Regions from separate parts of the Homo sapiens genome. Here region 1 is linked to region 2. Evidence: chromatin loops called from intact Hi-C (ENCODE). Cell type or tissue: mammary epithelial cell. All regions are shown on one strand. Links, peaks and the distances in the headings refer to the core of each region. The heading gives the core; the rest is flanking DNA.

Region 1 (11,279 bases), core at 1,238-9,237, 53 kb after region 2:
GGTGGATCACCTGAGGTCAGGAGTTCAAGATTAGCCTGGCCAACATGACGAAACCCATCTCTACTAAAAATACATAAATTAGCCAGGCATGGTGGCACGCACCTGTAATCCCAGCTACTCAGGAGGCTGAGGCAGGAGAATCGCTTGCCCCCAGGAGGCGGATGTTGCAGTGAGCTGGGATTGTGCCACTGCACTCCAGCCTGGGCGACAAGAGCAAAACTCCATCTCAAAAAAAAAAGAAAAGAAAAGAAACAAAGAAAAAGAGCAAGAGAAGGAGCCAGGGTTCAAATCTAAGATTTTGAGTTGCTAAACCTAAAAATTGGAATCCCGGCTCCTTCAACTTCCACTTGGAGGTTTCTTCTTTGAACATGTGTCTGGAATGCAGTGTGGGGATTTACAAGCTATACTTCCTGGACTCCTTTGCACCTGGGGTTTAACTGTGATTAGGTTCTGCCAACCAAATGCTGCCATGCAAGCTTTGGAAGGCAGAAGAGGAGCATCACAGGGAGAGAAAATGCCTCAGCTGCCCCTTCTGCAGACAAGCCCAGTCACAGGTGTCTCTGATGCAGCTGTAGCAGAAGTCCCAGAGCTTGATCCCTCACTTTGAAGAAAGGCAGGGCTTGGGCATCCATTCAGCCTCTCTGAATCATGGAGAGGTGGCATGGCCCTAACCTGCAGCAGCAGGGGGGCCTCTCAACCTGGCAGGCACCTGCTGACCCGGCATCATAGCAGCAACAGCAACTCCCTTGGTGTCCCAGTTCTGTGTGTGGCTTTGGGAGATGCTCCTAAAATTTCAACCTAAAATCTGTTTTTTCAATGCTCCCAGTGATTCTGTAAGCACTGTAATAGTCTGTAAGACCCTGGGTGATTTTGTACCTGAACCCCAACCAATACAGATACAAACATCTCTCCCAACTCCTTTACTTCCACATGTCAAAACCAAGATCCAGAGAAAGCAAGGGGCTTAGCCACAATTGCCTGAGAACCGGTGTGTCCCAGACCTTCGTATTCCAAGCCTGTGCTCTTTCCACTCCACCTTCAGTAACAGAGAGAAGGAGAAAAGCCAGGGAATGTTGTGACAAGAACCCAGGAACCCTGATTTCCGGGCTTGTTTCAGACAATGATTCTATTGGTCTGGAGACATCCTTTCTTAATTTAGAAAGTTGTGTAAGTTGGCACTGAGTATTCCAAGGAAGATATTAGCCTGAAGCCTTTCTTTCCTCACTATAATCCTCGGCAGACCCTATGTTACCTACCTGAAAAGCCCCACATTTGGCTGGACCAAAAATAGGACATTTTTGGAGAAGGCAATAAAAGTCTGACATATTGCTTAAATACTGTAAGTATAAGTTCCAAAAGATGCATGCACTAACCAGATTTATCAATATTAAAAACCATCTCTGTGAGTATGAAAAGTGAGCATAATTGTGGGAGGCAGCTTTTTCTTTGCTTTTTTAAAAAATCATATTATTTAATTTTTAAAGCATGTACACATTATTTTTAATAAACAACATTTAATTATTAAAATAGTAACTTATACATATGTAAATGGTTCTATATAGTACATAAAATATATATTTAGAGATATATGACATATATGTTTTTTATGGATGTATGTGTATATATATACACATATTTGGAAAGTCCTAATGTCATGAGAAATGGCAGTTACATAAGTTGAGTAAATTTGGCTTTATGAAAAACTGATTTTTTTAAATGCCTGCTATGGCAGGTAACTTCACTCCTGAATTATCTTCTTCAGAATGCAAAAACACATTTTATCTTATGCCAACTATATTTGTTTTTAAGTTTTTATGCCAGCCACCCTGGTTTACAATGAGATGTCTTTTTTATTCTTGCATTCTTCCCTATATTATTTTTGCAAGGCATGGCAAAATGGTTATGGAATGGACTTTCCATCAGTTATCATGATGTTAAGGGCACATTTTTCTGGCTCTGGTGTAAGAAAATTCTGCATTAAACAAATCTCTACTTGCCCACAAATTTTGAAAATTTCGAGTATAGCCATTTAGCTACAGTATCATAAACCATGGCAAGCAAAGCTGCAGTTACTAAGGGCTTCCTACCCATTCACACGTGAGAGGGCAAACTGACCCCACCCTCATTCCGCTGATCTCAGTGACATCTGACCCTCTGCTCTGGAACTTCCAGGACTGAGACCAAGGTTGGCATTCAAGGCGCTACTAAGAGTAGGTTGTCCTCAAGGCTTCTGAAGTCTGGCCCCTACTTACTTCCTCTCCTATGCCTCACTCCAGCCAAATGCACCTTCCCAATATGTCCCTAAACCATTCCTTGACTCACTCTTTCTTCTTCCTAGATTTCCCTGACATTGTCACATGTCCAGATCCTTCAAGGTGAACTACAATAATAAAAACAGCCAGTAATTCGAGCACTTGCTATGTGCCTAAGTATACGTTCAGAGATTTTGAAGCAGCAAACACTTACTGAATGACATATATATTAAGTCCTTTGCATCCATTTCCGTTTAATCTACACAACCATCGTCTAAGGTCCACCTCAGGAAAATGAGTGACAGAGTTTACTAACTTGCCCAACGTCCCCCACCTAGGAAGGACTGAATCCATAGTATGAACTGGGCAGTTCATCATCAGAATCACGTTCTTCTTTACAACACTATATGGGGTTCTGGACAGTCGATTGGTACACTGTAAACAATTGTTGTCAAGGAAAAAGGCTATAAACACCTCAAAAAGTTAAGCATAGAATTACCGTATGACCCAGCAATTCCACTCCTGGGTATATATCCAAGAGAAATGAAAGCACCTGTCCACATAGAAATGTGTACGCTAGTGTTCATAGCAACATTATTCACAATAGCCAAAAGGTGGTAACAACACAAATGTCCATCAACAGAGGAATGGAGAAACAAATTGGGGAATAGTCAGACAATGGAATACTATCCAGCTATCAAAAGGAATTAAGTAACGATAGATACTACAGCATGAATGAACCTTGAAAGCATCCTACAATGGCCCTGTCACTATAGGATGTTGATCAGGGAAGCTGTGCATATGTGGGGCTGGGGGATATATGGGAAACCTCTGTACCTTTTGCTCAATTTTGCTCTGAACAGAAAACTGCTCTAAAAAAATAAAGTCTATTTTTTTCAAGTTGCTGTATGAGTTTGCTAGGGCTGCCATAACAAAGTACCACAGGCTGGGTGGCTTAAACAACAAATTCATTTCTTCGTGATTCTGGAGACTAGACATCCAAAGCAAAGTGTTGGCAGTGTTGGTTTCTTCTGAGGTCTTTCCCCTTGGCTTGCGGATGGCCACTTTCTCCCTGTGTCCTCACGGGGTCTTCCCACTGTGTGTGTCTGTGTCCTAATCTCCTCTTCTTACAAGAGCCATCAATCAGGTCGGATTAGGGATCACCCTAATGACCTCAATTTAATTACTAAAGACTCTGCCTCCAAACACAGAAAACTTCTGGGGTACTGGAAGTTAGGACTTCAACATATGCCCATAACAGTCATATATTATATGATTTCTTTTCCATGAAATGTGCAGAATAGGCAAATCCATAGAGACAGAAAGCAGACTAGTGATCACCGGGGCAGAGGAGGAGAGTGAGCACCAAATGAATCAGGGTTTCCTTTGGGGGTGATGAAAATGTTCTGAAACTAGAAAGAGCTAATGGTTACACAGCATGATGAATCATAAGCTGTACATGGTTAATTGTATGATATGTGAACTTCACCTCAATAAAAACAGGTTAGAAAGAAAGGGGCTTCTCTGAGATTCCCATTCTTCCCCCTCCCCCGAGCCACAGTACAAGGTCTCTATGCCTCTTCACCCAGGGTAAAGCCCGGGGCACTGAGAGACCATGGGCCTGGAGTTGTCCTAAGTATGACATAAGATTAAGTCAAGTTTGCCAAAGACAGAAGGAAGAAAATGGCCCCAATTTCAGGAGGATATAAATGAAACCAAAGCTCTGAGCAGAATATCAATCCAAAGAACCAACTGCTGTGTGTCTGAGACTGGCCAGGTATGAAGTTTATTCCTGTGTTCTGGGCCCCTTGCCAGCACTTTCTGTGAAGGCTTTGTAAATGCATCAGGCTGGCCTCACGCTCCATCCTTTGTTCTCTAAAAGGGAAACTGTTTCCCAGATTTTGCCTCAAGGTGGGGAGTCAGAAAGATGAGGGGTGCGACTACACGAGGAACATGAGCAGACTCTATTAATGCCTCCCTGGGGCCGCAGCCAGGGCCCTGCCTCCTCTGGGGCCTCAGTGGGGTTCCATGTGGTCCTGGGTCTCCTTGACCCCAGTGCCTCCCACAGGACATGGAGGTGTTTGCTTTTTCACCTGTCTGCCACTCCGCACTGGGAGGCCCTGGAGTGCAGGGACAGTGTCTCATTCTATCTTGGACCCCTGGTGACCAGAACAGGGCCTGCAACAGAAGAAATGCTCAACTAAAGTCCGAGGAAGGAAGAGAAGGTGGAAGAAAGAAAAGAAGGACGGCATTTGATAGGAAGCAGATGGCATGATTAGAAATAATTCATGTGATCTTGGGTTCCACTCATCCCAGGCCTGGCTCCCAGGTGACCCAGGGACCTGACTCCTCTCCACCAAGGGGAGCTAAGGCCATGATGTGCTGAGAGCCTTCAAGAAGCAGGAGGGCAGAAAGGTCCGTTCCTGGTGTCATTTTGCCATCTCCAAGTTCATGAACCTGATTTGCTACATCAGACACATCAGACACTCCATCTCCCTCCTCCAACAGCGCCCCCACCCCAGTGACCACACACTCTCCTGGGTCTCCAGAAGTTCCCCTGAGATGAAGAACCCTTGTCCAACAATAACCTTCACCCCCCACCATGTGCCCCAGAGGTAGAGTCGGAATCTGTGGATTCCAGGGAGGACCTTGACTCACTCCTCAACAGCCCATGCCTCAGCTCCAGACTTTCCTGGGAAGCCTTCCCCTCACTCCACGCTGCTTCCTCTGTGCCTGTAACCAACTCCAGACTCGTTCTGCTCATTATGTCTGCATGACAGCCAGTAAGTCAAGAAACAAGGAGTTGGAGCAAGGAAGGCAACTTTATTCTGGAAAGGCAGCAAACCAAGACGATGGCAGACTAACGTGCTAAAGAACCATCTTAAAAGTCACAATGTTCAAGCTTCTTTTATATTGAGGAGGGGGGAAAGTGGAGGTTGAGGTCAGGAGATACCTGGTGAACATTGACATTTGGGCACCAGCAGGAGTCTCAGGAAGTCTGAGACTTCTTTGTCCTTGCTCGGGTCACAATGCGCCCATAAATTTTTATACTTTTATTTTAAACTCCGGGGTACATGTGCAGGCTTGTTACATAGGTAAACATGTGTCATGGAGGGTTGCTGTACAGATTATTTCATCACCCAGGTATGAAGCCTGGTACCCATTAGTTATTTTTCCTGAGGCTCTCCCCCATCCTATCAATTTTTAACATAACATTGTTACTTGTGTGTATGTCCTCCTTATTTCCTCAGGGGTTACTTTTGGGAAGGGACTATTATCATCCTTACTTTAAAGTTAAACTATAAACTAAATTCCTCCCATAGTTAGCTTGGCCTACATGCACAATGAGCAAAGACAGTTAGTTTGTGAGGTTAGGAGCAAGATGGAGTCAGCTGTGTTAGATTTCTCTCACTGTTACACACCTGACCTCGGGTCTCTTTTGTAATGCCTCTGTCTTCTAGGCATCTCCACCTAGTGCTCCTCCAGGGACCTGGGCACAGGAGGCCAGCACATGTCCTGCCCCCACAAAGCTGCTCCTGATCCTGTGTTCTCAGCTGCATCTCTCAGTTTTCCCAGGTCCTGAGGTCACCTGCAGTGGTTCCCTCTCCCATTCCCATCATCAATCAATCACTGTATCCAGGTCATGATAACTTCTCTCCGTCTCCTTCCATGTTCAACTCACTACCATCTCTTTCTCTAGAACCACATTAACAGGTCTTCCAACCCTAAAGCTTGCTCCCCCTACAGCCCACCACACTATATAGCCAGAGCAAGTTCTCCAGCACGATGGTCTGACTGGGGCAACATCCTTCTCCTCCAGGACAAAGCCCAATGTCCCCAGCCCTCCACCACCTGGTACCAACCCACCCTTCTAGGCTGCCTTCCCCCTCTCTTGCAGCCTAGTCTCTTCCCTCCAATCACACTGCCTACTAATGATCTACCAGTTTCTCCCCACGTGAACCATCCTCTTCCATCCCTTTGCATGCACATTGTCTTCTGCTTAGAATACCTTTTCCTCATCTCTATCTAATAAATTTTTCTTCACCCTAAAAAAATCTATTCAAATATCAGCTCCTGTGATGGCTTTTTCAATGTCACAGGCAGAGGTAGCTGCTTCTTCCTCTATTCTCTCACAGTAGAATGTAAAAAGCATTTGTTAGGAGCCACATCACAATGCACCAGAATTATCCATTTACAGTATTTGTCTCACCCATTAGAAGATAAATGCCTTGAATTCAAACTCTGAGTGCTCACATGCTTAAGAATGTGCCCAAGAATAGGGTAGGCAACACTAAGTATTTGTTGGAAGGAAGAGAGAGACAGAGAGAGGAAAGGAGAGAGGAAAAGAGAAAAAGGAAGGAGGGAAGAAAAAAGAGGAAGGGAGGGAAGGAGGGAGGAAGGAAAGAAAATAAGGGAAAAAAGGGGGAAAGGAAATGCATGAATAGATGTACAGAAGAGTTTTATCTGCTCATTTGGTTTCCCAGACTTACTGCTGAAGAAATGAGTGCTTTCAGTAGAATGGGTCAGGAAATCCTACTTGCTTCCTCAGTTTTCCCAAAGAGATCCATCTCCAGAAGACCAAATAAAATACGTTCTGGAGATTATATAAATTCAAATAAGCACAGGTTTTGAAGACTGGAAATTGTACAAGACTTCATTTTACAATTGTACAGACTTCTTTGTTCTTACATTCTATCAATATGAGCCCAAAAGCATTCACAGTGCAGACAGCATCATCCACCATCTTGGAAACTGAAGCTATATGATGGTTTTGCAAGTATCTTACAATGCAAAATTATGGGGGCAGGCCTGTCATGTGTTAATGTGTGCTAAACTTTGGATAGTTTGCAATAAAATTTCCTATGACTATTACTTATTGAATCCTTGCATTTTATGTTGGCCTTCTCATATAACCTTCGGCATGGCAATGGTGTTACTTTGTTCTGGGCTCCTAGAAAACATCCATCACTTGAGTTATGGAGAGAACAAATATCTACAAAGCACCTGCTCTTGGCAGACAGTGTTTCAATCATCTCATGAAGAAATCAAGGATCTGGGAAGCTGGGATCACACAGCCAGTGGTGACAGGGCCAGAACTGGAACCCAGGTCGCCAGAGTTCTCCCGTATTTTACCAATACCATGAGCTCCTAAAAGCACTTAAATTTCCAACATTAAGTCCTGTGTGTCTAACTCAGCATAAAACAAATCCTATCTAGAGCACGTGGTCTTTATCTCTGGCTAGTCAAGGATTTTATCTCAGATTGCCTTTTGGCATCTGTGCCCAGCATAGTGTCTTGCACATGACAAATGCTAAGTGAACTCCCATTGTTGGCTAGGAGATGAAAGTAGAGGGCCTTGGACTGGGAACTGGAAGACCTAAGTCACATGCAGTACTATCCACTAACTAGCTTTGAGTTTTAGCTGAACACTTATTCTCTCTGTTTCATGGATTCCAAATCTGTGTTTGGACTCAGTCTTAAGTAACATATCCAGATAGTCTTTGTTTAATCAACATATTGAGCATGTACTGTGTGCCTAAATGTACCACGTGCTTTTTATACTTCGACTCACTGATTCCCACACAAGATTGCAGGATTCCTTCTACCTGGAAGGGAAACCTCTTTGAGATCAATTGTTTTTTGTTTGCTTTGTATAAGCTTGAATTATTTTCAAGTGTGACTGTTTTATCTCTGTGATGGTTTTGCAAGTATCTTACAATGCAAAATTGTGGGGGCAGGCCTGTCCATGTGTTAATTCATGCCAAACTTTGGATAGTTTGCACTAAAATTTCCTATGACTATTACTTACTGAATCCTTGCATTTTATGTTGGAATAAAAAAATCTGGGAATGGGCAAAAAATATCTATAAATTACTTGGTCTTCAGGGATACCTAAATGTAATGTGAAAAAATGAAATTGCACCTGAAATGTGCTGTAATTCCATTGTATTTTGGTCTTTTATGGCTAGTTCATGTGGAGCCCAGCTCAGTCACAGCATAGGATTGCTGTAGTGTCATGGGCATTACTTTTTCGGAGTGGAAGTTTGCATGTTTCATGTCTTGGGCCAATCTTGTGAATAGTAAAAATGAGAAAGTAGACCCCTTATTTTTTGAGGTATGTACCTGATGGCCTCTAAGAAACTGGAGGGTAATATAGTCAACGATGGCTCCGGTAAAAAGGAAAATATAACGCAAAAGGAAATTGATTAAAACAATGAGTTTCTACCTTGTACATTGCTGGTGGGAATGTAAAATGGTGCTGCACCTATGGACATCAGTTTGATGGACGCTAAACTTAGAATTACCATATTACCCAGTAGTTCCATTCCTAGGTATATACCAAAGGAATGGAAAATAGACACTCAAACAGATACTTGTATGCCAACATTCATTGCAGCATTATTCACAGTAGACAAATGATAGAAACAATCCAAGTGTCCATCAACAAATAAATGGACAAACAACATGTGATATACACATAAATGTATATAGGTATATAATGTGATACACTTATATAATGGAATATTATTCCGCTATAAAAAAGACAAACATATAAATCCACTTACATGAAATAGCTAGAATAGGCAAATTCATAGAGACAGAAAGTAGATGAGAGGTTACCAGGGGCTGAGGGAAGGGAGGAATAGGAAGTTATTGCTTAATGGTACATAGTTTCTGTTTGGGTGGATAAAAACATTTGGGAAACAGATAATGGTGATGGCTGTACAACATTGCAAATGTAACTAATGCCACTGAATTGTACACTGAAAATTGTTTAAATGGCAAATTTCGTGTTATGTATATTTTACCACAATTTAAAATAAAATTTGGGAACAGAGAACAGAACTAAAGAAACCCAAATATATATCTGTGGGCTGACTGGAAAAGGTTTGGGATTCTTGATTTATTTCACAGTTAAACTGCTCATGCTTTGTAATATGTTCATAGAATATAAATAACATTAGTGATTATAGAGTATCAATTTCTGTCCCATTAAAGCACTAAAGACTTTCTTTCCAGCTCAGAAGAAGGAGGAGGAGGGGTGAGAGGGGAAAGGTAATGAGGTTCCTGTGGAGAAAACTAGGGGAGACTTTGGAACAAAACCTTGAGCATCAGTATTTATCTATATTCAACCATTGACTGTCATCTTTATTAGGCATTTGGAGATTCCTGAGCATGAGTATTTATCTATATCCAACCATTGATTGTCATCTTTATTAGGCATTTGGAGATTCCATCTGTGGTATTGAAAATGTACACTCCACATCTGGACTTTAGCCCAAGGGCAAACGGTAGCAATTGCCTGCCCCACGGAATGTGGCCTTTGTGAAAATTAGCACTATAGGGGTGCTCAGTAGAGGAGTTGAAATTTAGAATTCAAGGAATTAGGGCAGGTGGTTTCTCTTCCCTCCCAGCATACAAACCCCTATTTATTGTTCTGGTCAGAACTTTGCTCTTGATCCTCCAGAGTACACCAAAATACAATGGAAACAAAGGAGTTTGTCTCCCTCAGGTAGCCAAGTGGTGAGAAAATTTAAATTTAGAAGACATGGGGCTGGGCGCGGTGGCTCAAGCCTGTAATCCCAGCACTTTGGGAGGCCGAGGTGGGTGGATCACGAGGTCAGGAGATTGAGACCATCCTGGCTAACACGGTGAAACCCTGTCTCTACTAAAACTACAAAAAAATTAGCCGGGCATGGTGGCGGACACCTGCAGTCCCAGCTACTCGGGAGGCTGAGGCAGGAGAATGGCGTGAACCCGGGAGGCGGAGCTTGCAGTGAGCCAAGATCGTGCCACTGCACTGCAGCCTGGGCGATAGAATGAGACTCTGTCTCAAAAACACAAATAAATAAAAAATAAAAATAAATAAAAATAAAAATTAGAAGACATGGTATGATAGTTAAAAACAAGTTGAAGGATGGCAATACCTAGAACAATGAGACCATTCACAGTGGTCAAAGGATGCTGCTCCCGGGACTGGCAAAGAGGGAGCTGGTATTGGGATAATTTACACTTTCTGTTGCTTTGTATACAGAACTACAGCAGTTCAGAGGATCATTATCCTAATGTTATTCACCCATGATGGTAGAAAAGTAGTAAGAAAGAAGGAAAAAATGCAACGTTCGGGGTGGGGGTGGGAAGGAAAAGAAAAAACAAGGATAGATGAAAAAAGTTACAACCAAGTTATTTTAATAGGGAGATAAAATATGTAAAAGGACACTTAGGGAAAGTGTGGGGAATACTGAATGTAAAATATTGATCAACAGGAATCTATGATTTAGGAGAGTGGAAAAGTATTAAGGTGGCTAGAAACAAACAGTAGTTGGTAAATTCAGGAGAAAATCTGCAGATCAGTCAGATCTTGGAAGGGAGAAAGATGAAACAAGGAGAAAAAGCAAGCAGAACTGTGGAATCGTTACATTTTTTAAGTCTCAAGAGGGAAGCCCACTTGGGAGAGACAGAAATCTCCATCAAAGCCAAGTACTAATATATCACTCCCTAGTGCCCTAAAAATAGAAAACCTACTTTATGGTAATGACATTATAATGGGTAAAAGACATATAGAAATGAAGACACTGTGCATGTGAGGTATATTCATTTCCTTTTGCCACTGTAACAAATCACCACAAACTGCATGGCTTAAAACAACACAAACTTATTATCTTACAGTTGTGGAGGTCAGAAGTCTGAAATTGTCCTCACTAGGCCAAAACTGAGGTGCTTGCAGGGCCACTTTCCTGCAAAAAGGAAAAGCTCTAGGGAAGAATCCCTGGCCTTGTGTTCTCCCCCTGCTAGAGGCCATCTGCATTCCTTGGCTCCTTGCCCCTTCTTCCATCTTCAGAGCCAGTAGGACAGCATTTTCAATCTCTCTAACTCTGACTTCTCTTCCGCCTCCGTCTTCACTTTTAAGGATGCTGTGACTACATTGAGCCCATCCAGAGCATTCAGGATAATCTCCTACTCTAAGGTCATATGATTAACAATGTTAATCCCATCTGCAACCATAATTCTCCTGTGTCACCAGGC
Region 2 (11,279 bases), core at 1,026-9,025:
CAGCTCCTGGGATATAACTAATAGGTCCTTGTTTATTCCATTCCCAGTGGCTGCTGTGAAACGGAGGTTTCCTAGACCAGTGCTTCTTAAATTATTTTTTATGAATGATCAGTGTTTTATTTTGTTTTGTTTTTCTCATTCCCATCTCATTGCAGACCAGTGCTTTTGTAAAACACAGTAAAAATGAATTGCTAGAAAAAATGAAACAAAAATAAAAAAAACACAAATTGCTAACCCCAAATGTTTATCATTAGAGTCAACAGATCTATCAAATTGCTAGAAAAGTTATTTTATTCCAATTTCTTTTGGGAATAAACGCTTATGCCAATTTCTGTTCTTGTCACAGACAAGTAATGAGCAGTTATAGACTGGCAGTAGTCCATCAACGCTTAAGGAGCACCATCCGACAGGAAGAACACTGTCTAGGAATTCCAGCTAGGGCTGCAAAGCCAAGAACAAAGAGTGACCTGACCCCTCATTCTGTAAGAGGTGCTACCATCCCACATAGGACTTAATAAAGAGAGCCAGAAGGTTCCAAGACGCACCCTCTCACCACTCTCCCACTTTACCACCTGTAACCTAGAGGTGCTCCAGTTATTACTGCTTTGTAACACATCACCCCAAAAGTTAGTGGCCTAAAACATCATATTATTATCTCTCCTGGTTTCTCTGGATCAGGAATCCAGAAAGGACTCAGCTGGGTGGCTCTGGCTTTGGAGTCTCATGCTCAGTAGTTAGTCGATGACTGAAACTGGAGCAACTGGACATTGATCTCTCTTCCTCTAGTCTTGGGGGTTCTACCTGTGGTCTCTCCACATTGGCTAGTTTAGGTGGGCCAGGGCCAGCAGGCTTCAGTAGAGGCTCAGGGCCCCAATTTGAATGTTTAACAGGCTAAGAGGATGTTACTGCCTTTCCTGCCTCACCACACAAGCCACACTGCATCACTCTGGCACGTTCTATTGATTATGAGCCCATCACAGGCAGGCTGTGGTGGCTCACACCTGTAATCCCAGCACTTTGGGAGACCGAGGGGGGTGAATCACCTGAGGTCAGGAGTTCAAGACCAGCCTGGCCAACATGGCGAAACCCCATCTCTACTAAAAATACAAAAATCAGCTGGGCATGGTGGTGGGTGCCTGTAATCCCAGTTACTCAGGAGGCTGGGGTAGGGAGAATTACTTGAACCCAGGAGACGGAGGTTGCAGTGAGCCAAGATCATGCCACTGCACTCCAGCCTGGGCAACAGAGTGAGACTCTGTCTCAAAAAATGATAATAATAATAATAATAAGCCCATCACAAACCCTCACAGAGTCAAGGGGAGGGGAATAGGGGAATTAGACTCTACCTCTTGAGGGAGGAATGGCAAGATTCTAGAGTCTAGAATAATATGTGGGACAGAAGATACTGTTGCAGTCGTCTTTGGAAAACACAATCTGCCCCAGAAGTCTATAAGGAACAATAAGGGGAATTCTTTGGGGGGACTTGTAGGGGGAGAGAGCTGTGGGGCTTCCCCTGCCCTCTCTGTGGGAGAGAAAACACTAAGAGTGAACTGCTTCTTGAGATTATGGGTTTGGGGTGCTGGGAAGAAGCAGAGCCTGGCATCCTCCACCCAGCATGGGTGCCCACTGAGCTGTTAATTCTTGATCCCAGTGCCAGGGACTATGTGGAGCATTGAAGAGGAGTTCTGAGGAGTCCCAGGAGTTTGGGGCAATGTGAGCAGAGAGGTAGCTGAGGCTGCCTGTGATGGTGGCCAAGGGGAGGCAGTGAGGGAGCAGCTGGGGCTATGAAAGTCAGTGGGGTGCATGAGTTTCTGTGGACCGAATGGATCCCCTAGAGGGTTCCTGAAAGGACTCTGCCCTAGAAGGTTGCGTGCTGAGTGGAGGAGGCCCTAAGAGAGAATGGTTGAAGGTGAATTGCCAAGGACCAAAATTGTGGGTGCATTTTCAGAGAGTGTAGTCATCAAGGTCCCATAGTGGGTTTCTATTCAACCACAAATGCATCCCACAGGAGGTCACCAGCCATCAAATTACAACAGTACTGGTCCTGTAAGCCCATAAGATGTCACTGCTTCTCCCCTAATCTCTCCACTCCTGGGCCCTGACCCTGGAGAAACCATCAACGGAGGCGAGTGGGGTGGAAAAACAAAGTGACGATGGCCAAGTGATGAGGAGACCAAAACCAAGCTGCCTTCCCAACCACAGGTCCTTAAACTATAGGTGAGCTCTGAGCTGGGGGCAAAGAGAAGCCCTGAATCAGATGGGAGATTGAAGTTTTGATTTGGACCTGGACTTTTTAATTCCTTAAAGTAGGACTATGTTTAATACCTAAAAGTAATTGAATAATAATGTATTAACATTGCTTCATTAATTGTAATTAATGTACCATACTAAGGTAGGATGTTGATAATCTCAGAAACCTGGGACTATGGAAACTCTCTGTACTATCTTCTCAATTTTTCTGTAAAAGTATTCTAAGAAATAAAGTCAAGTTTAAAACATTTTATTTATTTATTTATTTATTAAATTTTTTTGACAGTCTTTTAATTATTATTATACTTTAAGTTCTAGGGTACACGTGCACAACGTGCAGGTTTGTTACATATGTATACATGTGCCATGTTGGTATGCTGCACCCATTAACTCATCATTTACATTAGGTATATCTCCTAATGCTATCCCTCCCCCTTAAAAGTGATTGAAAATCTCTGAGATCTGTCTGAGATGCCTTGAAGGGGTGAAGAAGTGAGAGCCAACAGAACATGTTTGAAGGCAGTGGAGGGAGAAAAGTAAAGCTGTTTCTTGTTTATACCCTAAGAGGCCAGTACATTCAATAACAGGTTATATTAGTGATACTTACAGATGGAATGATTTTGAGAGTATGACAAAATTCTGATATTTTCTTCCAAACCAAATGTTGTAAAATGTGTCAGCCTCTCTCCCATTTCAAGCACCATGATACAGAGATGACTAGGGCATGGGATGGGATTGCCTGTGGGTTTTGCTGCCCCAGCACATGTTTCCCCTATTTCTTAGATCAGCTCCTTCATATTCCTTTAGGAAAATATCCCTCCCTGACTCACAGTCCAGGTGACCCAGGAAGAACTGATTCCAATCTCCTCCACACCCTTAATCAAAGATGGGACATGACTCAGGTCTGGCCAATCCTTCAGTTCCCAGTGATCCATTCAGAAATGCACATACAATCCAAATTTTTCCAATGAGTCCCAATCCCCACATTTAAGAGGAGAATCTCTCTTTCCACTACCTGGCTGTGAGAGAGCCATAGCACTGCCAGGCCCACCCAATATAGAGAACTCCCTGGGAATGAAACCAATGTGAAGGAAAAAAGAAAATTAAGCACTAAATCCTGGTGACATCATTTGAGCACCTAGATCAAGCCCTATCTGACACTAAGTATCCCTGGAACCTTTCAATTATGTGACACAATAGTTTCTTTTTTCACTTAAGTCAACTCAAGATGGGTTTCTATTCCTTGCAGGAGAAGGAATCCTGATAAATTCTGTGCAAGTTCCACCCTCGAGCTAATCTAATGTGGGAGACAAACATAGAAAGGAATATAACCAAGATGCCAGCTGGGCCCTCCTGACCCTGGGAGATGCAGGTGCCTGGCTCAGACATCCTCATTCCAAGAGGACAAAGCACTTCCCATGGCTTCTTATTCCCAGAGATGTGCAGCTTCCTGGGCCCATTTGCCCCACACCTGGGTCTGAGGCTGCTCCCTTTGTTTTCACTCTAAATCCACTCAAAAGCAGAACCCCGAATTTTGTCAACTTATCCATATACTCAAAAGCATTCATGAGTGATGCACACTTTCCTGAATGACACATAGGGGAGGCATAGTGCACCTCCTACAGTGATCAGCACAGAACCCCCATCTCAGGCATTCCCTGTACTCCCTAAGTGCTTTCTCAGCTGCCCTTCTGATGGAGGGCAGGAAGAAGACTTTTGACTGGGTCTTCTATCCCTGGAAGAGAAGAGACATCCCAAGTTCCTTTCCTATCCCCCAGCTCTACTCCTAGATCTTTAAACTCCTCTACCTCCATTATGCACAGTGACTCCACTCTAGCTCTCACCCCAAAGTTGTTTATATACAAATACACCAAGGTGCTTGGCAGAACAAAATCTTGCCTGTTAACTTAATCCACTCTCTTTAGAAGCAAACTTGGTAAATAGGAAAATAATATTTTACTAAATATAAAAAACATTATAACACTATGCAGTAAATACTTCACTAGAGAAAGATGTACAGGGTATATGGAAGGGACAGGGAGGGGATCCGTGAACTCTGCCCAAGGGGGCTTTAGGAAGGCTTCCCCATGGAGGTGATACGTGTGCTGATTGTGAAGCATGGGGAAGTTTTTGACAAGTAGAGAAGAGAGGAAGGTCATGACCAGCAGAAGGAAGAGCATATACTAAAATGCAGAGACCAGAGGGGTCCTAGTCGATGTGGGGAGCAGCTTGAGGAGAGTATGGAGGACAAATGGTGAGGAAGGAAGGGCTGAGGAAGTGACTCAGGTGAGGTTGGCAGGAACCCAGTCATGGAGGGTCTTGAGGCCAGTGAGCAGATGGATTCCATCCAGCAGGTGAAAGGAAGCCATTAACAGATTTTAGCAGGACAGCTAGATAGCCAGATTTTGTTTAAAAAGATCAGGCCAGTTTGGAGGAGGTCACCAGTTTGGAGGAGAAATTGGAAGGCTGATGGAAAAGGGGTAGAATTGAGGGGAGAGGAGGTCAGGAAGCTGTTGCAATGATTCAGGCTGAAAATGATGGTGCTCTAATGGGATTGAGAAGACATGGATGCACATTGCAGAGCTTGGTGGCCACTTGAATATGGAAGGAGACAGGGAGGGAGGAAAATTACGTCTTCCTTTAGAGCATGAACTCCTTGACAATGGGTCTATGACTGTTCTGTGAATTCCCAGCACAGGATCTCACATGAGGTAGGTGTTCATTGCTGCACACCTGTATAAACAAATGAGAGCTGACTAATGAATGAGAGTGCCAGGAAAGCTGTGTAGCCTTGCTCAGAGGTGAAGAGGGAAGTGGAGATCACAGCCAGAGATTTATTTCTAAGAAGAAATGTAAGACCGTTAATTGGGAAATGGGTCACAAGATGAGCAACCTGAGAATGGGATGCAAGGGAAGCCAAGCATAGATCAGGGCAGAGCAGGAAGTTCAGGGCTCAGCTGGTGAATGATTCTCAGAGATCTACTATCATGTAGCAGAAAAAGGCCTTGAAGAACCAAGCAGGAGATAAACTTCAGGCAATATGTCCTCTGTACCATGTATGAGGAAGTTAATGCTGTAAAACAAATCTCCCCAAAACTCAATGGCTTACAACATCAGGCATTTATTCTCATGCTCATGGGTCTGCAGGTCACTGTGGTTTGGTGGATCAAGGCTGGACTCAGCTGGACTTGGTAGGGCAGCTCTACTTCAGCCTGCACATTGGCTGAGCTTGGCTGAGCTTTGCTGAGTTTGGCTGAGCTTGGCTGGGCTTGGCTTCAGGCTGCAGCTTTGCCTCAGGGCCACTCCACATGTCTCTCAACCCCCTTGGACCAGAGGCACATTCTTCTCATGGCAAACAGCAGAATGACAAGAGCCCAGACCAAATTGCACAATATATTGAAGGCCTCTGATCAAGTCTTACGTACTATCATTCCATTGGCCAAAGCAACACACATGGACAAACCCAACACATACTCTGCAAAGAGCAAAGCAGTGGCAGAAGGTGAGACTGTGCTATCTTATTCCAGTGGAGTGATTGGGACCAATAATCCAAGCTATCATGCACCATCTTATTTATCCAGAATCTGCAGGCTCCCTCAGACCCTGCCAGTAAGGCACAATTATAATGCAAAATGTTTCCACCTACAGGAGCATGCAAAATTCATGGAAAGCCACAGCTAATGGAGTTCTAGTTAACCGTATCATCTGGGGCCCTCACCCCCTTATTCATACAACCCATGAGTCTAGAGTAATTAGAAGTCTTTTAAGGAAGGTTAAGTTGAAGGGTCTAAGAAATCTAACAATATCCTTATGAAAAATCTTCCTCCCATCTTCTCGGGAAGATTAGAGTGGAGACTTCCTTAGCAAATTCCATCCACGTAAGTCATAGCCACCAAGGTTAGCTATAATGTCACCCACTCCTTTGTCAGTGAGCTCCTCCCTGCACACCACTTCATGCATCTTTTATCACCACCTTAACACCTTTATAAAATATTGATTGCTCATTCCCATGGCCAAGCCAAGGGCCCCAAAATGAGCTTGTGTGCTGATGTCTGGAGTTTGGGGCACTTTGCTGATGACAGAACCCACTTGGGGGACTAGGAAGACCTTCTAGCCCCAGCATGGAAAAAATACTGGAGAGTTAAACTAACATCATGTTTGCCAATGAGAAAATGAGGATCTAGGAGGACAGTTCATGAGAAGGGAGATGAAAGGAAATAAAAAGGTCAGGAGGAAGGAAAAGGAAGCACATGAGTTGACGGTGGGACCAAGCTGAAAGCCTGATCATCAGCTGAATTTGTTGTTAAATTTAATGGGCTGTAGGTGTTGATTGCTCAATCTATAAAATGAGCTATTAATTTGCTGTTCTAACAGGATAGGACCTATCTTATGCAAATTGATTTGAAAGCCAGCATCAGCTCTAAGAGAACAGTTCAGACCTCTCCCAGGCAGAACTGTCCAAGACTTTCCTGCTGAAGGGCACTTAGCCAGCTTGTAACCGTGCCTAGTGAGGGCCTGCCTGGCAGAGGGCCCCTGAAGTCAGGGGACTTGCGTGCCTTGTCCATCTCCCCCACAAGACTTGAGCTCCTTGAGGGCAGGTCTGTAACTGCCCTGTTCACTTCTGCATTCCCAGCACCCAGCATAGTGCCTGGTACCCAGAGGATCTACCACGGCTCTGCATGTGATTTTGGACAAGTTTCTTATTTCTCTCAGTCTCTAGTTCCACCATACATATAGAAGAGGGTTTGGACTGAGTGTTGTCATGGAACTTCCATTATCCAGGTCATCAGTTAACTCTGAGTATGGTCCCTGAATGCTAAGAGACTCTGAGAGATGAGAGAGTAGGTGGAGAGACTGGGGGGCTCTTAGCCCTGGGTCTCACCTGACTCCGTGGGCCTACTCTTCAAGACACAGGCCCTGCTGACCCAGGTTTCATGGAGCCCTGGCCTGAAAAACCTTCATTCCCATCTCACTTTAGTGCTGACTTGCTATGGGACAGTCACTTTTCTATGGGATTCAGCTGACAATGTCAAAGAGAATAATGACTTTGACCTAACAGGACTGCTGGGAAGCTGAAGCTGAAATGATGGAAAGAAAGGTGCTTTAAAACTAAAATATTCTGTGAACATGTCAGGTGAACATTGGCTTTGAAGACAATGTAATCAGGCTTCAAATCCCAGCTCCACCACGTGCCAGCTGTGTGGCTTTGGACAAATCACTTAACCTCTCTCAGCTTCACTTTCCACAGCAATAAGGCTGAAATGATCATTCCTTCCTCACTGGGTTTTCAGGAAAAATTAAGTGAAATAAGGTCTGTAAAGTGCCTAGTACTATAATGCCTAGCACCACAGCACTGGCTATCTAATTTGTAAGACCCAGTGCAACATGAAAATACAGGGTCTCTTGTTTAAAATTTATTAGGAATATAGGCCAAGCACAGTGGCTCACGCCTGTAATCCCAACACTTTGGGAGACTGAGGCAGGCAGATCACCTGAGGTCAGGAGTTCAAGACCAGCCTGGCCAACATAATGAAACCCTGTCTCTACTAAAAATACAAAAACAATTTGCCAGGCATGGTGGCAGGTGCCTGTAAGCCCAGCTACTTGTAGGGTTGAGACAGGAGAATCATATGAACCAGGAAGGTGGAGGTTGCAGTGAGCCGAAATTGCACAACTGCACCCCAGCCTGGGCAACAAGAGTGAGACTCCATCTCAAAAAAAAAAAAAAAAGACAGAAAATAAATAAATAAATAAAATTTATTCAAAATATTAAGATGCAATAGCAGAGCATTGCATCCAAGTCCAGGGTCCCTCTCAGTGCAGGGCCCTGTGTACATCTACAGGTCACACGTAGCTGCTGAGGTATGTTGGGCCCTTCTCTCTCCTCTACCTTAGACCTTGCCTTGCTCAGCATATATAAATAGAATTTGGATTTTTTTAAAGCAAATCACTATTATTATTCCTAAAGCAGCTTCATTTTTCCTCCCTGAAGAGAACTGAGTCACTCATCCTGATAGACACCAGATAAAGGAAGAAAGAAATCAACTTTCTGGCTGCTGGCGAATGCTATAGCGAGAGTAACAGGTTTACAGGATAAGCCAGGAATTATAAGAGGAAATACGTGACCAGTGATGTTTTTCCACACATGGGAAGAAACCATGAGAAGGTTCCTGAAAGCACCATGTTCCTTGTTCACAAACTATCAGTGGTTCCCTGTCCAAAACCTTTAAGAGAATGTCTATTACCCCTATAAAGTTGTTCAATGACCTCTTAATTTTCTAACTATCTTCCCTTGTACCCTACTACGGGCTTCAGTAAAGCTGCTTTCTCATTGACTCCCCTAAATTACAATGCATCTTTCCACCTCTATGCCTTTGTTCTCTCAGCTTCTGCCCCCTAGAATGTACTTTTCCCATTTCTCAGCCTATTAAAACAATTTCCAATCTGAATTTACATTCAGTTTCTTCTAGGAGGCAATGCAAAATAGTCTCCATGACAGGGAGACTGTATTAATTAGCTTCTGAGGCAGTAATGAGCATTTTCAAAATCTCAATGCCAGCTGGGCGTGGTGGCTCACGCCTGTAATCCCACCACTTTGGGAGGCCGAGGTGAGCAGATCACCTGAGGTCAGGAGCTCGACACCAGCCCAGCCAACATGGTGAAACCCCATCTACACTAAAAACACAAAAATTAGCCAGGCATGGTGGTGGACACCTGTAATCCCAGCTACTCTGGAGGCTGAGACAGGAGAATCACTTGAACCCAGTGTGGGAGGTTGCAGTGAGCCGAAATCATGCCACTGCACTCCAGCCTGGGCGACAGGGTGAAACTCGGTTTCAGGACAAAAAAAAAAAAAATCCTCAATGCCTTATAGTACAAACATTTGTCTTTTGTTCACATTACTGGGGAGCTGCTTGCTGACTTTGGGTCAGTTCTATGTGTCTATCTGCTCAGCTCTGCTTAATTTTGCTACATGTGTTTTCTCATCCTGGGACCCAGGGTGAAGGAGCAGCACTTGCCAGGGGTGTGTTATTCTCATGGCAGAGAAAAGGAACTCATGAGAAACAGAGCCAAACCACATGAGCCTTTAAAGCCCCTGCTCAATATGCAAAGCTGTAGGGGTGGGGAAGGACATGCCACCTACAGGAAAACATAGCAAGGGAAGGGAATGAGCAATTGTTAACAAATAACACAACATATTCAGCATTCAGAGAGTGCATTGAGGTCAAATACTCTGTTTTGGATCCCAGTTACTTCAATTATTTGTTGAGTATGTACAGGTAAGCTCTTAAACCTTCTGTGCCTCAATTTCATTATCTGGAATAACAGAGTTAGAGTACTTATTTTTAAGGTACCTAGGAGGTATTCAGTAAGGTAATGTCTGTAAAGTGTGTGGCACAGCCCCTGGCACATGAGAATTACTCATAAATAATATTTTTGTCAATAGTATTTTTTTTTTTTGAGATGGAGTCTTGCTCTGTCATCCAGGATGGAGTGCAGTGACACAATCTCGGCTCACTGTAACCTCCGCCTCCTGGGTTCAAGCGATTCTCCCGCTTCAGCCTCCTGAGTAGCTGGGACTACAGGCACATGTCACCACACCCAGCTAATTTTTTTCTATTTTTAGTAGAAACGGGGTTTCATCATGATAGCCAGGATAGTCTCGATCACCTGACCTCGTGATCCGCCTGCCTCGGCCTCCTAAAGTGCTAATAGTATTTTTTTAATTATGGCTAGTGATAATTTCCCCTTCACTCTTGTGTCCATTTATTCATTCATTTATTCAACAAACATTTTCTCTGCATTTTCTCAGTCAGGCATCTGCCTGAATTTTCATCACAGCATCTTAGTCCTGAGGAGCGTGGGTTCCATTAATAAGTCCTATGATTCCCAAACCAAGAGTTGGCTGACATCCTGAGTCAGCCACACCAATACACACACAACCCCACATTTGTTAGAAAGTCCTAGAGACATTTCCCTCTTGGCCTGGTTCCATTTCAATCTAAGAAATCTACAATCAGTCCAGTGAAGGAACATAGGCATATAAAACTTTAATTAGTTTCATGAAGTTAAAATTGCTTTCATGGGTGGAAGGAATAAGGTGGGGGAGGTTAAGACTAAAACCAAAAAAAGAAGAGAGGAGAAAGAAAAATATAGGTTGTAGGGGCAGAAGAAAATTCTCACATGAGGCTAAAAATGAATCATCTGCATTTGGCTGGAAACGCTGCAAACGTCTTCTGACTCTGCCAAGGAATTGTCTTTGTAAATTACTCAGCTTTTTGAGTGAATGACAAGAACTCTGGAAGAGGGCAGGGGGGACCCTGAGCTGGAAGGGTGATTTAGGTGTCAGGACCAAACAAGAAAGCAGACAGTTCTCTTAAGGATGGACGAGAAAACAAACAAAAAATTTGCTCTCCCACAAATTTCTCCAGCATCGCCCAGACAGTTCGATATAACAGAAAACCCACAAATCCCAGGTCTGCTTTTGCCATCTGTGCAGCCTTGGGCAAGCCACTCTGCTTCTGAGTGTCAGTCCCTCCACTGATAAGAGGCAGCAGCAGGACCAGCCTCTCGGGGTTGTTAGAAGATTAAATGAGATACTGTGTCTGTGCCTGGCACAGAGTGGCCACAGAGAACCTGTCAGTTCCAGTTCCCTTCCTGCATCGAGAAGGAAACCCTGCTGGCTTCAAAGTTAGATGATTCCTATATTAGTCGGGGTTCTCCAGAAAAACAGAACCAATGGGATGCAAATATGTATAGAAACAGATTTATTGTAACAAATTGGCTCATGCAATTATAGAGGCTGACAAGTCCCAAGATCTGCAGTTGGCTGGAGACCTAGAAGAGTTGATTGTGTTGTTCCAGTCTGAAGGCCAGCACATGTGAGACTCAGGAATTGCCGATGTTTCAGTTTGAGTCTGAAGGCAAGGAAAAAAAACTGATGTCTCAGCTCAAAGACAGTCAGGCAGGAGTAATTTATTTTAATTTGGGGGGCAGTAGGAGAGGTCAGCCTTTTGTCCTATCTAGGC

The links. Peaks named below come from ENCODE experiments on the same cell type or tissue, not always from the same donor. Only the 100,000 strongest peaks of a DNase experiment are listed, where the experiment ranks them.
Region 1: a loop joins it to region 2, with 2.0 times the contacts of the local background. A loop is called at or near these places in 2 of 110 quality-filtered maps.

What each region holds. Positions count from the first base shown.
Region 1 is chr9:120,332,548-120,343,826 of GRCh38, forward strand. The region is part of intron 2 of LOC105376253 (a long non-coding RNA gene); the gene reads right to left. Among named protein-coding and RNA genes, the nearest start is that of MIR147A, 93 kb to the left of the region's middle. In mammary epithelial cell, for the core only: no CTCF peak of the experiment used is centred there; no DNase peak of the experiment used is centred there.
Region 2 is chr9:120,279,964-120,291,242 of GRCh38, forward strand. No RefSeq gene overlaps it. Among named protein-coding and RNA genes, the nearest start is that of MIR147A, 41 kb to the left of the region's middle. In mammary epithelial cell, for the core only: no CTCF peak of the experiment used is centred there; a DNase peak (open chromatin) is centred at 4,988; H3K27ac peaks cover 512 bases.